Regions from separate parts of the Homo sapiens genome. Here region 2 is linked to region 1. A link is an interaction called in ENCODE POLR2A ChIA-PET data of the cell type or tissue named here. Cell type or tissue: MCF 10A. All regions are shown on one strand. Links, peaks and the distances in the headings refer to the core of each region. The heading gives the core; the rest is flanking DNA. Region 1 has its middle 15 kb from the start of COMTD1. Region 2 overlaps LRMDA (leucine rich melanocyte differentiation associated).

Evidence for each region. ChIA-PET counts read pairs that join two places held together with the same protein. Peaks named below come from ENCODE experiments on the same cell type or tissue, not always from the same donor. Only the 100,000 strongest peaks of a DNase experiment are listed, where the experiment ranks them.
Region 2: POLR2A ChIA-PET joins it to region 1 with 8 read pairs; 2 of 35 experiments call an interaction of 5 or more read pairs at or near these places.

The regions. Positions count from the first base shown.
Region 1 is chr10:75,248,140-75,253,516 of GRCh38, reverse strand. No RefSeq gene overlaps it. Among named protein-coding and RNA genes, the nearest start is that of COMTD1, 15 kb to the right of the region's middle. In MCF 10A, for the core only: no CTCF peak of the experiment used is centred there; a DNase peak (open chromatin) is centred at 2,346.
Region 2 is chr10:75,488,038-75,493,414 of GRCh38, reverse strand. All of the region lies in intron 2 of LRMDA (leucine rich melanocyte differentiation associated), which reads right to left. Among named protein-coding and RNA genes, the nearest start is that of LRMDA, 59 kb to the right of the region's middle. In MCF 10A, for the core only: no CTCF peak of the experiment used is centred there; no DNase peak of the experiment used is centred there.

The DNA.
Region 1 (5,377 bases), core at 69-5,068:
TTCTGAGAATTTAGTGGGGAGCAAGACTGAGCCTGTCCCTCCCCACAGGGTCATTTACAGTCTATGGGGAAGCCCAACACTTAACCAGGCAACTGCACCTCACAGTTAATCAGTGTTCTGATGGAGTAAGCATTAGTAAACAACACCATTCTGAGATATGTAGAGGCCAGAAACACTCTAATATTCAAATTGGTTCTCTTTCTATAAAAATTCAACATTTATTTAAGAGAAAGGACTATCCCACAAAGCAAAACCCAGGTTCTTTTCCTACTTTAGAAGGCATTAGGGAAGCTGTCTGTTATTATTCAACTACATGTTGCTATTGAAACATACACTTTTTAGGGGGAAGATCTGGTGCCCCACCTCAACCCCAAACTACTCAGAAAATAAATTATTCCAGCCACGTACAGTAGCCTCCCAGAGGATGTTCTGGTAAATTTTTTTCATCTCACTACATTTACACTGGTATTTTAGTTGCTGCCCCAGCCATCCCTTACTTCCAGTGTTCTGGGTAACTACTGCTGCATAACAAAGCACTCCAAAACAGTGGCTTCAAATGATAACTGTCTGTTCTGGATTGAATTGTGTCCCCCCAAAAGATATGCTGAAGTCCTAACTCCCAGTACTTCAGAATGTGAACTTATGTGGAAATACAATCATTGTAGATGTAATGAGTTAAGATTAGGCATACTGGGATAGGGTGAGGCATATTGGATTAGGGAATCCAATATGACTTGTATACTTATAAGAGGAGGGAAATTTGTACACAAAGACACACAGAGAACACAAGTGAAGATGGAGGCAAAGGTTGGAGTGATACAGCTACAAGCCAAGGGATGCCAAGCATTACCTACCACCAGAAGGTGAGAGAAGGGCCTGGAACAGAATTACCCTCAGAGGCCAGGTGCAGTGCCTCATGCTTGTAATCTCAGCACTTTGGGAGGCCAAGGCGGGCAGACCACCTGAAGTCAAGAGTTCAAGACCAGCCTGGCCAACATGGTGAAACCCCATCTCTACTAAAAATACAAAAATTAGCCAAGCAGGGTGGTGTGCACCTGTAGTCTCAGCTACTCAGGAGGCTGAGATAGGAGAACCGCTTGAACCCAGGAGGCAGAGGTTGCAGTGAGCCAAGATCACACCACTGCACTCCAGCCTGGGCAACAGAGTGAGACTCTATCTCCAAAAACAAAAACAAAACCCAAAAAAAGAATTACAAATTACCCTCAGAACCCTCAGAAGGAGCCAACCCCACCAACACCTTGACTTCAGATCTGGCCTCTGGAACTGTGATAAAATTAATTTATGTTGTTTTACCCAATTTGTGTTTTACCTAGGAAGGCCTTGAAAACTAATACCCTATCATTTTATTCTGCTCATGAATTTGGAGGTTACCTGGACACAACTAGGCAGTTCTCACTCTGGACCTCACACATGGCAGACAGCTCCAGAGTGGCTGGGGCTGGGACTGTGTCATCTCAAGGGCTTCTTCATGAGTGTGTCTGACACCTGGGCTAGAAAGACTCAAACAGCAGGGGCTGAATGAATTGGGGCCCCTGTCTGCCTCTTACTTTGTGTGGTCTCTACACATGGAGGCCTCCACAGGGGAGATGGACTTCTTACAGGACACCTGATGGCTCTCAGATCAAGGGCTCAAGAGAATCTGGGAGATGCGATGTGACCTTTTCTAACCCAGCCCCGGAAGTCACACGGCATCACTTCCACTACATTCTGTTCAAAAAGGCTGTCGTAGAGGCCTTTCTTGTCTGATCAGATTAGTTCAAGGTAAGGGACGTAGACTCCATCTCCTCATGAGATAAGTGTCTAAAAATTCTGTTTTTTGTTTGTTTGTGTTGTTTGTTTGTTTTCCTGAGACGAAGTCTTGCTCTGTCACCTAGGCTATAATGCAGTGGCATGATCTCTGTTCACTGCAATCTCTGCCTCCCTGGTTTAAGGAATTCTCCTGCCTCAGCCTCCCGAGTATCTGGGATTACAGGCACATGCCACCACACCCAGCTAATTTTTGTATTTTTAGTAGAGACAGGGTTTCACCATGTTAGCCAGGTTGGTCTCGAACTCCTGACCTCGTGATCCACGCCCACCCCTCCTTGGCCTCCCAAGGTGCTGGGATTACAGATGTGAGCCACCATGCTGGGCCGAATTCCCTGACATGCTTTAAACCCCCACAACAGCTCCGTAAGGAGACATCTGGCCCGAGGGATTGGGGAAAGCTCTGTGGAAACAGCAATGTCTGCCAGCCTGAAGTCATAGGCATGAGGCATTAGACAGGTGAGCAGGGCAAGTTCCAGAGAGAGGAGCCACTCCCCTTCTACCCCCAGCCCTGCGCCTCCTGACTAATGCTGGAAAACTGCTCCTTCCTTTCCTCACCCACCAGCCCCAGGCTCAGTACTTCAGCTGAGGGCACTGGCTGTATGCCAGGCCCTGAAGGCATATGATCCAGCCCCTCCCCAGTTATTGCCCAAGCCAAAAGTCATCACTGGGATCCTCTCTACCTGCTACCCAAGCCAAAGGCCAACCCCAGGCTCCTCTCTGCCCACTGCCCAGGCCAAAGGTCATCCCTAGGCTCCTCTCTGGCCACTGCCCAAAGGCGGTGGAGGCGAAGCTCAGGTGCTTTCTGTGCCTTCATGAGTGTATCCGACACCTGGGCTAGAAAAAGGACACAGGCCCTCCTTTTTTTCCCTAGTCTAAGGCCATTCCTGCCCCTGCCTTCCCCATGAATCTGGGGCAGCCCTCAGAGAGGGCTCCCTACACACACAACAACCACCCAGGGTTTGGGGAATCAGTTGCAGGGTCTGGAGCAGTTACTCTCCCCCTGCTCACCCCACTGTGGCTCTCAAATTCTCTGCCTTCTGAAGGACCTCTTCGAATCTCCCTACCCTACTAGGTCACCTACTCGTCAGTGTCTGGACTGAGATTCAATGTCAGGCCTGTCAAACTCTAACCTGAGATCCTCTCTTCTCCCATCTTCTCACCCTCCTCCTTCTCTACTCTTTCTCCTGCTGTTTTTCCCTCCTTTCCTCTGTCTGTCTGTTTTTGTGTCCCTGAGCTCTTTCTTTCTTTTGCTATAACACCTCCCCGAAAGAGGGGCTGTTTAGAGGCCAGAATTATCTCTGAGTTGGGTTTGGGTTTCTCCACAGTCATTGGTACCAGAATCTGGCCACACTCATTAGGGAAAGTCCATCGAGGAATGCACCATGGTGACTTGCTGCCTCCCCTCTACTCCACAATGGCTTTTCCTGGGTCTTTAGTCTGAGACCCAGAGTGGGATGGATAGAGAAAGAGAGAAGGCCAAAGACCAGAATGGCAAGGGAGGAGGTTATGCCCCATGGTCAGACTATGATAGGACAGATGCAATGAAGGAGACAGAAATTAAATTCTTACCAATAATCAAATCATCCCAACCTAAAAGCTCCTGCCCAAAGAGGCACTGCCACTTGCCAGCTGACATTAACTATGTCACTTCATTTCTCTGAGCCAATAATAATCCCCTCCCTAGAGGGTTGCTATTACAATTCAGTGTGATAAGGACAGTTGATTCCATTTGGAATGCTTTGGGCTGCAAATAGCAGAAGAGTCAACCAAGACTTGCTTGAGCAATATAGATATTTAATTATTTCATATAGGAAGTAAGGGTCTTCAAGCTTGGTGCAATGATTCAGAAATGCCAGCGAAAACCCAGCTTCTTTTTATGTTTCTGCTTCACTATTCTTAGCTTGTTGTTTGCATGCCATGCTCTTTCCTCATGGTTGAAAGCTAGCTGCTGCAGCCAGCCCAAGGTATCACATCCAAGAAAAGGAGAGGAAGGCTGGGCGCAGTGGGTCACGCCTGTAATCCTAGCACTTTGGGAGGCCAAGGTGGGCAGATCGCTTGAGGTCAGGAGTTCGAGACCAGCCTGGCCAACATGGTGAAACCCCGTCTCTACTAAAAATACAAAAATCAGCTGGGCATGGTGTTGCAGGCCTGTAGTTCCAGCTACTCAGGAGGCTGAGGTGGGAGGATTGCTTGAACCTGGGAGGTGGAGGTTGCAGTGAGCCAAGATTGCATCACTGCACTCCAGCCTGGGAGACAGCTGTGTCTCAAAAAGAAAAAGAGAGACAGAAGAGGGAAATTAATAATAATAATAAACACCCCTTCAGGTGAAGAACTCATTGCAGGTGATCCAAGAACCCCACACTGAGAAATTCTGCCCTGTGGTGTGATCACCTGATTGGATGCTCATTCTCATCTCAGATGCTTTTGCATTGTGAAAACTCCTTCGAGGAAAAAGTGATGCCCCAGTGGCAGAATTCCATGTGCCTGTGGGGCTAGGCGGGGGAGGGAGAAGGCTTCCTGGCACCTCAGGTCACGTCACAGAACTTCAGAGCTGGAAGGGACCCTGAAAGATCCTCCTGCCAACCAATCACACAGATGGGGAAACTGAGGCCCAGGGCAGACCAGTGATTTCCTCACAGTCATGTAGTGGAGCCAGGGCCAGGGCCAAGGAGTCCTGGCTCTGAGCCCTGTTGGTGCTCTGGGGCGGTGCTCAGAAGGGAGGCTTGGGCCAGGAAATATGGGGTCTTAGGTGGACTCCCAGAAGCAGACTCTGAGACCGAACTCCATTCAAATGATCTGCTGTGGAGGTTTGGAGGAGAAGGGGAGTGAGAGAAGTAGGGTAGGGAAGGGGGTGAAGGCGAAGCTGGAATGTGGTCTCAGCTGGAGTCCCACAGTAGCCTTATTCCCCGGGGATTCTGGAGCATAGAGAGCGTCACACAGTTACTCCCGCTCTTGTACCACCATGGAAGTCAGCCACAGTGTGCCCAGGTTTTGGCAGGCAGAGCGTGGCCTTCCACGTGGCGGTGGCTCTCGTTTGGCTAAGGACACATCTCCAGTGAAGGGGCAGCTGTGGGGCATTAGCAGTGACACCCCCTTCCCCCCAGCAGCTGGGGGACAGGTAACTGCAGACTAGAAGGAAAATACACAGGTCTCTTCCCCAGAGCCACGAGTCATCCCTGGTATTGTCAGCACAGAACAGTGTCCAGGGGCATAGGCAGTCCCGCCTGCCACCTCAGTTTCCCTGTTCATGAAATGGGCGTGCAGGACCAAGGGCAGCCAGGCTCCCTTCAAGCTCTGCCTTTCTGAACTCCTGGGATTCTGCTTCCACCTCTCCCCAAAGTTCCACTCAGGCCTCCCCCTGCCCCAGACTCCCCACTTCCCCAAGCAGGGGAAGAACCACTGAGACCGAAGTTGGGTCCCCACTCTGTCAGGCCTGAACCCCACGAATAGGCAGACGCAACAGTTTCTCGGGGTGTGTACCTCCCTTGCCTGCCAGTGGGCCTACGGAGTCAGTATTTCTCAAAATGTAAGTACAGAGACCACACCA
Region 2 (5,377 bases), core at 162-5,161, 240 kb before region 1:
TTTCCCACTCTGATTTCATGGACTTCACACACACACACACACACACACACACACACACACACACACCCAATCTCAACCCTCTATGGCTCTCTCTTCACGGAGATCCCAAAGAGCCAAAACTTGTAAGAATTCCGCTCACTTCCCAACCTAGGAAAACTTGTTCTCCAAGGATATCCAGGAAGGGAAAGCCATATTTTAGGATCTCGAGGTTGGATTTTGGTGATAAAGTTTTAAATTGCTGTCCATTATTAATCTTAAACTCACAGCAGTCAGCCCCGAGATATGCAAATATAACAATTCATAAAAACAGCCCCTTTGTTAGTTGTGCTTGAAGAGCTTTTAAAATATAATTGCAATGCAGTGCAAAGTAAAATAAAAATTCAGATTTTCTTTTACCGAGGCCATGAACAATACTGTCCCTTTTACAGCAGCGGAAAGCCTCAAGACATCCGTTATATTCCTTCAATGAGCTTTGTTCAATAAATGCTAAGCCTTGAAGCTTTTAAATGTATTAAAGTGATTATGATATCATCACTCCAAAGGCACTTCAATAGAACATTAAGACAGAAACAATTTTCCTCCACACAAATGGTATAACAGTAACAAAAAGTTGATTAAATGCACATTGTATCAAAAATATTTTTGGTATTTATAGACATATGTAGATAACATTAACTGTAACCCACACCATGGGCAGGGAACAGAAGAGAAAATAATAAAAGCATTAGGGGGAGAGCAAATTTTAACAATAAATCTTCAAAACTTAAACTGTGGTTTGACTGTGACTTTGCTTGTGGATTTATAGTCAAAGTCACACTACATAAAAGAGAATAAGGCTCAAAATTAATAAATTCTAGAGGAGAACAAGTCTTTCTTTCCTCTTCTCATAAGCAAAAATATATTCCCCACTCACATATGCCATACTTCCTTAAATGCCTCAATGTGACGACTAGCAGGAAATGTGAATCAATTTATTTAAAACTTCATTTAACATACTGCAGGCAGGCAATGACTCCACAAGGGGCAGATACCTAAAGCGTCAAACCAGGAGGTATAGAGAGGTTAGGAAGGAGGCCAAGAGGTGGGGTCAGAGCAAAACCGCAAGATGTAAGATTCTTTCTGTTGCAGGCTCATTACAGAATGCTCTTAGCACAGATAAGGGGATTATGAATTCACATGTGAATTCATCCCCTATTAAACTTTCAGCAAAAGGGTCAGTTGGCTGGAATGGCAAAGCCAAGGCACCATGGTCACATGCCAAGGCAGAAATTACTCGTAGGCTCTCCTGACGGATGTAAGAAAAAGGGGACATTTCAGCCCTTTCTCTGAGTGTATCTACATTAACATCTACATCTGCTCAGTTCTGTGTCCTGCTATTTTGCTCAGCTTTATCTTGAGGGCACTGTTCCCAAGGCATTTAAAACTTGACCATAGCCCTTTCCATGGTGGTTATTTTTTGTAACAGCTGTTTATATAGTAAGGATATCAACCCTATGCTTGTCATAGTTGTTACAAATATTTATCAATTGTTTTGCCTCTTACATTTGCTCACGGAGTTTTATAAGATGAAGGAGTTTCCCATCTTGAAATTAAGAAAGAGGAACATATTCCAAGGAACAAAGGGAGGCCTCAGAGAAGACAGAGGAGAAGACAGCACATTCTCAAACCAGTCAAGACCAAATCCCTACATCTGACCAAGTGCCATTCAACTTGTCTTATCCCCTAGGCGAAAGAGAAAGTGTCTATGTTTCTCAGTGGAAAACACTCTATAAACAATGCTGACTACACAAGAAAAGCCACTGACAAGGCCTTTTATTACCCAACTTGGGGCCCTTGTGATTTTCTTTATGGGAGAGTATCCTTGTCCATCACTCCAAGCACTGCTCCCTGGCCCTGGCGGCTTCTTAAACCAGCCCAGAGAAAGTAATACATAACAAAGGGCCAAGAAAAATGGGAAATAAAGACCATACAGTGGGTGACAAGTTCCCCCACTCAAGCAACTAGCCAGTGCCGCAGGCCAGAATTGATTTTCTATACGACATCAGAAAGGATTACCTCTCCCCCACAATACCGCCCAGGGGGATGGAGTGCAAATCATAATTAATTCAGGCAAATTCAATTCTGAGAGTCCGAGTGACAAATACTTTCCTTATAATATAAAGCACAGTCTCAAAACATCTTAAAACAGTTGGTGGGAGCTATAGCAACACACTCAATGCAATAATGACACGAAGCTACATAATAAAATGCCTACAACCAAATAATAATTCTTCCAAGTCAGGAAAGAATATTCTTTTAAAAAATAAATTCAAGCTTCAAAGAAAATGCATTTCCATTAATAATGCTGCCTCTCCTTCCTTCCTGATGGTATGGGGTATGTGGGAGTGGTGGTCAATTTAATTCCTTAACTATCTTCGTCCACTAGACCCACAAAAAATATTCTCTGTGTTAGGGGAAAAAATTATTATTGTACTCCTGATACAAGGAATCAGATGGGAGAGGAGAGGTTGATTCCATTGCCAGTGTGACCTAAACCCACAAGAACCTAAAAACAGCATAACAGTCAACAACACATTAGCCACATCAGCAGAGGCGTATTAGTGATACCCATAATTCAAAACAGACAAAACACAATTTCTTCTTGGTTTCAGAGTCTAGGCCATTGAGTGGTAGGGTCACATAGATGGAAAAACATTGGATCAGCAGGCAGATATCCCAAAATCTAGTTGCAATCCCTGAACTAATCAACTAGAGGCCTTGGGATAATCAATGCCTCTCTGGAGGGCCTGAGTCTCCTCTCTAAAATGAAATGGTTGACTTTCATGTCTCCATATGTTTGTTCAATTCTAATATTCTATGACTGTGTGATTATTACAATCTTCCTAAAGATATTCTGCTTAGAATTAGGTTAAATGAGTTTCTATTCCTTGACCCCAACAGCTAGGCAAGGGTGAAAACACGCTGAGTGAAAAAGAAGCTGACATTCTAGAATTCACAATTAGAGGGTTAGCCCCAAAGCAGAAAATCAGAAGTTGACTCTGTGTGTGTGTGTGTGTGTGTGTGTGTGTGTGTGTGTGTATGTGTACATGTCATATATGCACATACATATTCTTGGCCAAAATACTTCTCATCATCACTAATTTTTATTAAGTGCCCATCAGGGAACACCTCTATTTAGTTAATTATATGTGTTCAGAAAGGTTGATAGGAGTAGACTTTGAAACCAGACGACTGGCTCACATTCCAGCTCCTTGGGCAAGTTACATAACATCTCGGAGCCTCTATGTCTTCCATTTAGAGAGTAGGAAAGATAATAAACAGTGCCTTACACATAGGATTATTGTAAGACACAAATGACATGAACCACATAAAGCAGGCACAGTAACTGCTATAATCATTATTACTTACCATTACCACCACCACTACTGCCTCTATCAATATCCCATTGGGTTGTTCTAAGAGTTAAATGAGAACACATATGAACTATTGAGCGCCAGTACCTGATACATAGTAAAAGATAATAAATATTGCCATTATTCTTATTACCCATGACATTCATCCATGGAACATTATTATACTACCCTCATCAAATAAGCTCGTAGCATTTATCTTAAGTCCAATCCTTGTTTTTCCCCAACAAGGACCATTTTCAATGGAATAGTTCTAGCACTCAAGCCCCCTCAAGCACAAACTACAAACCCCAAACAATCTAACACTTCCTGGTGATAACAAGGCTTGGGGAGAGGAACCAAGGAGTAAAAGTTGGAAGACTTATTTTCCTCCTCTGAAATATAAGAAGGTAAGAGCTCATGAGGTCAGAGCCTACTTCAAACTCCGACATCGTACAATCCTACTTGCCAGCCATTAAAAAGTATGGCTCACATACAGGGCCCAACTTCCTCTCACACAAGTCTTAATGTTTGAGAATCCCAAATAAACAAGTTGAAATCCAAAGGACTAACTTTCACATACAGCTGAAAGCTGTGGGAGGTTGTTAGCAAAATCTGGGCTTGGCCCAATTTTGTTCTTCATATGAAATAATGAGATGAACATTTCTGGACACCAAGTCACAGAGACCAGTCCAAGAATTTTTCAGCTACCCCCTTTAGTTTCCTTAGAACAATATTCAGCAACACTCCATTTTATTGTCATCCTCAGCTAGTGAAATTTTTTTTTTTTTTTTTTTTTACTAAAAATCCAAGGGGGTTGACATAGTTTTGCCCACAATGGGGTGACTGCTGTACAGTGAGATGTCCTAACTCTTTACTCCATGGTCGAGGCGGTTCAGCAAGGAGGTCCCTCTCTGGTTCTTACAAGGCACATGAAATAACAAGTAGGCATTACATGCTCCTTTGGTTGTAACCTATGTAATTTATCTTTCTGGGAAAGGTGCACAAGGTCATAGAGGGACTCATGTAAGAACTCATGTGAGGACTGAGATAACTCGTCACAAACGGTCACAGTTTGCCAATTTCAGTTGGTTCCCACGAAGGGAAAGAAAACTGTATGCTGAGGGTTAAGGGGGCTCTTGGCCATAAAGGGGAACATAAGTGACTGCGCTTCTGGGGAACAGGAAGGCAGTATTTTAGCATCCCCACCCAGTGCCTCTCCTTTCCATACCCACCCTCAGCCACAGCGCTGCCACTCATCTAAATTTTCCTTTGGCTTCAAGAAGGATGTTGCTGCTGATGCTAGACCTTTGAAGAGCAGCATATTCCAGAACCATAGGGACAGTGACAGACACTCCCCTCCTCACCTCTGCCTCTTGCTTACTTAGGGCCTGAAAAGTGAGTCTCAAAAATCCGATGGGCACAAAAGAGGACATGAAGAAAAAAACAACAATGCTAACTTTTTATCCTTATTATTTAGTTACTTTATTAGAGTTTTCCTAACTCCTCTGCACAAAGGGAAGGGTAAGCTAGAGAAAACTAAGTGGCTTTGTCATCAAAAGCCCTCACCACACTGGCACACAAACACCTGTCAGTGCAAAAGATGCCTCTTTATCAAGCCTTCATACCTACCAGGAGCCAAGCACACTCTGAGCTTTCAGACTATTTTCTTCCAATGTTTTGAAGTCCCTTTCAGTTCACATGAAGGCTAACGATTTCAAAAAGGTGGGGAAAAGAAAGGAAAAGTTCTTTTTTTTAAGAAAAAGGAAAAGATACTGTGCCATGATTATGAAGTCCTAAAAGCCTTTTAGCTGACAGCATAGGTTTTGTTGAAAAGCCTCTAAGAACCTCCACTGAGAGACACAATTCAGCAATAAAACAGAGGCAGGGCATACACCATTTAGCATCCTCAGCCTCCCAAATTCAGTACCCCATTTTATGCCATAAGTCAGGTTTCTCCCTCAATAGCCCTTTGGAACTCTCAAGGT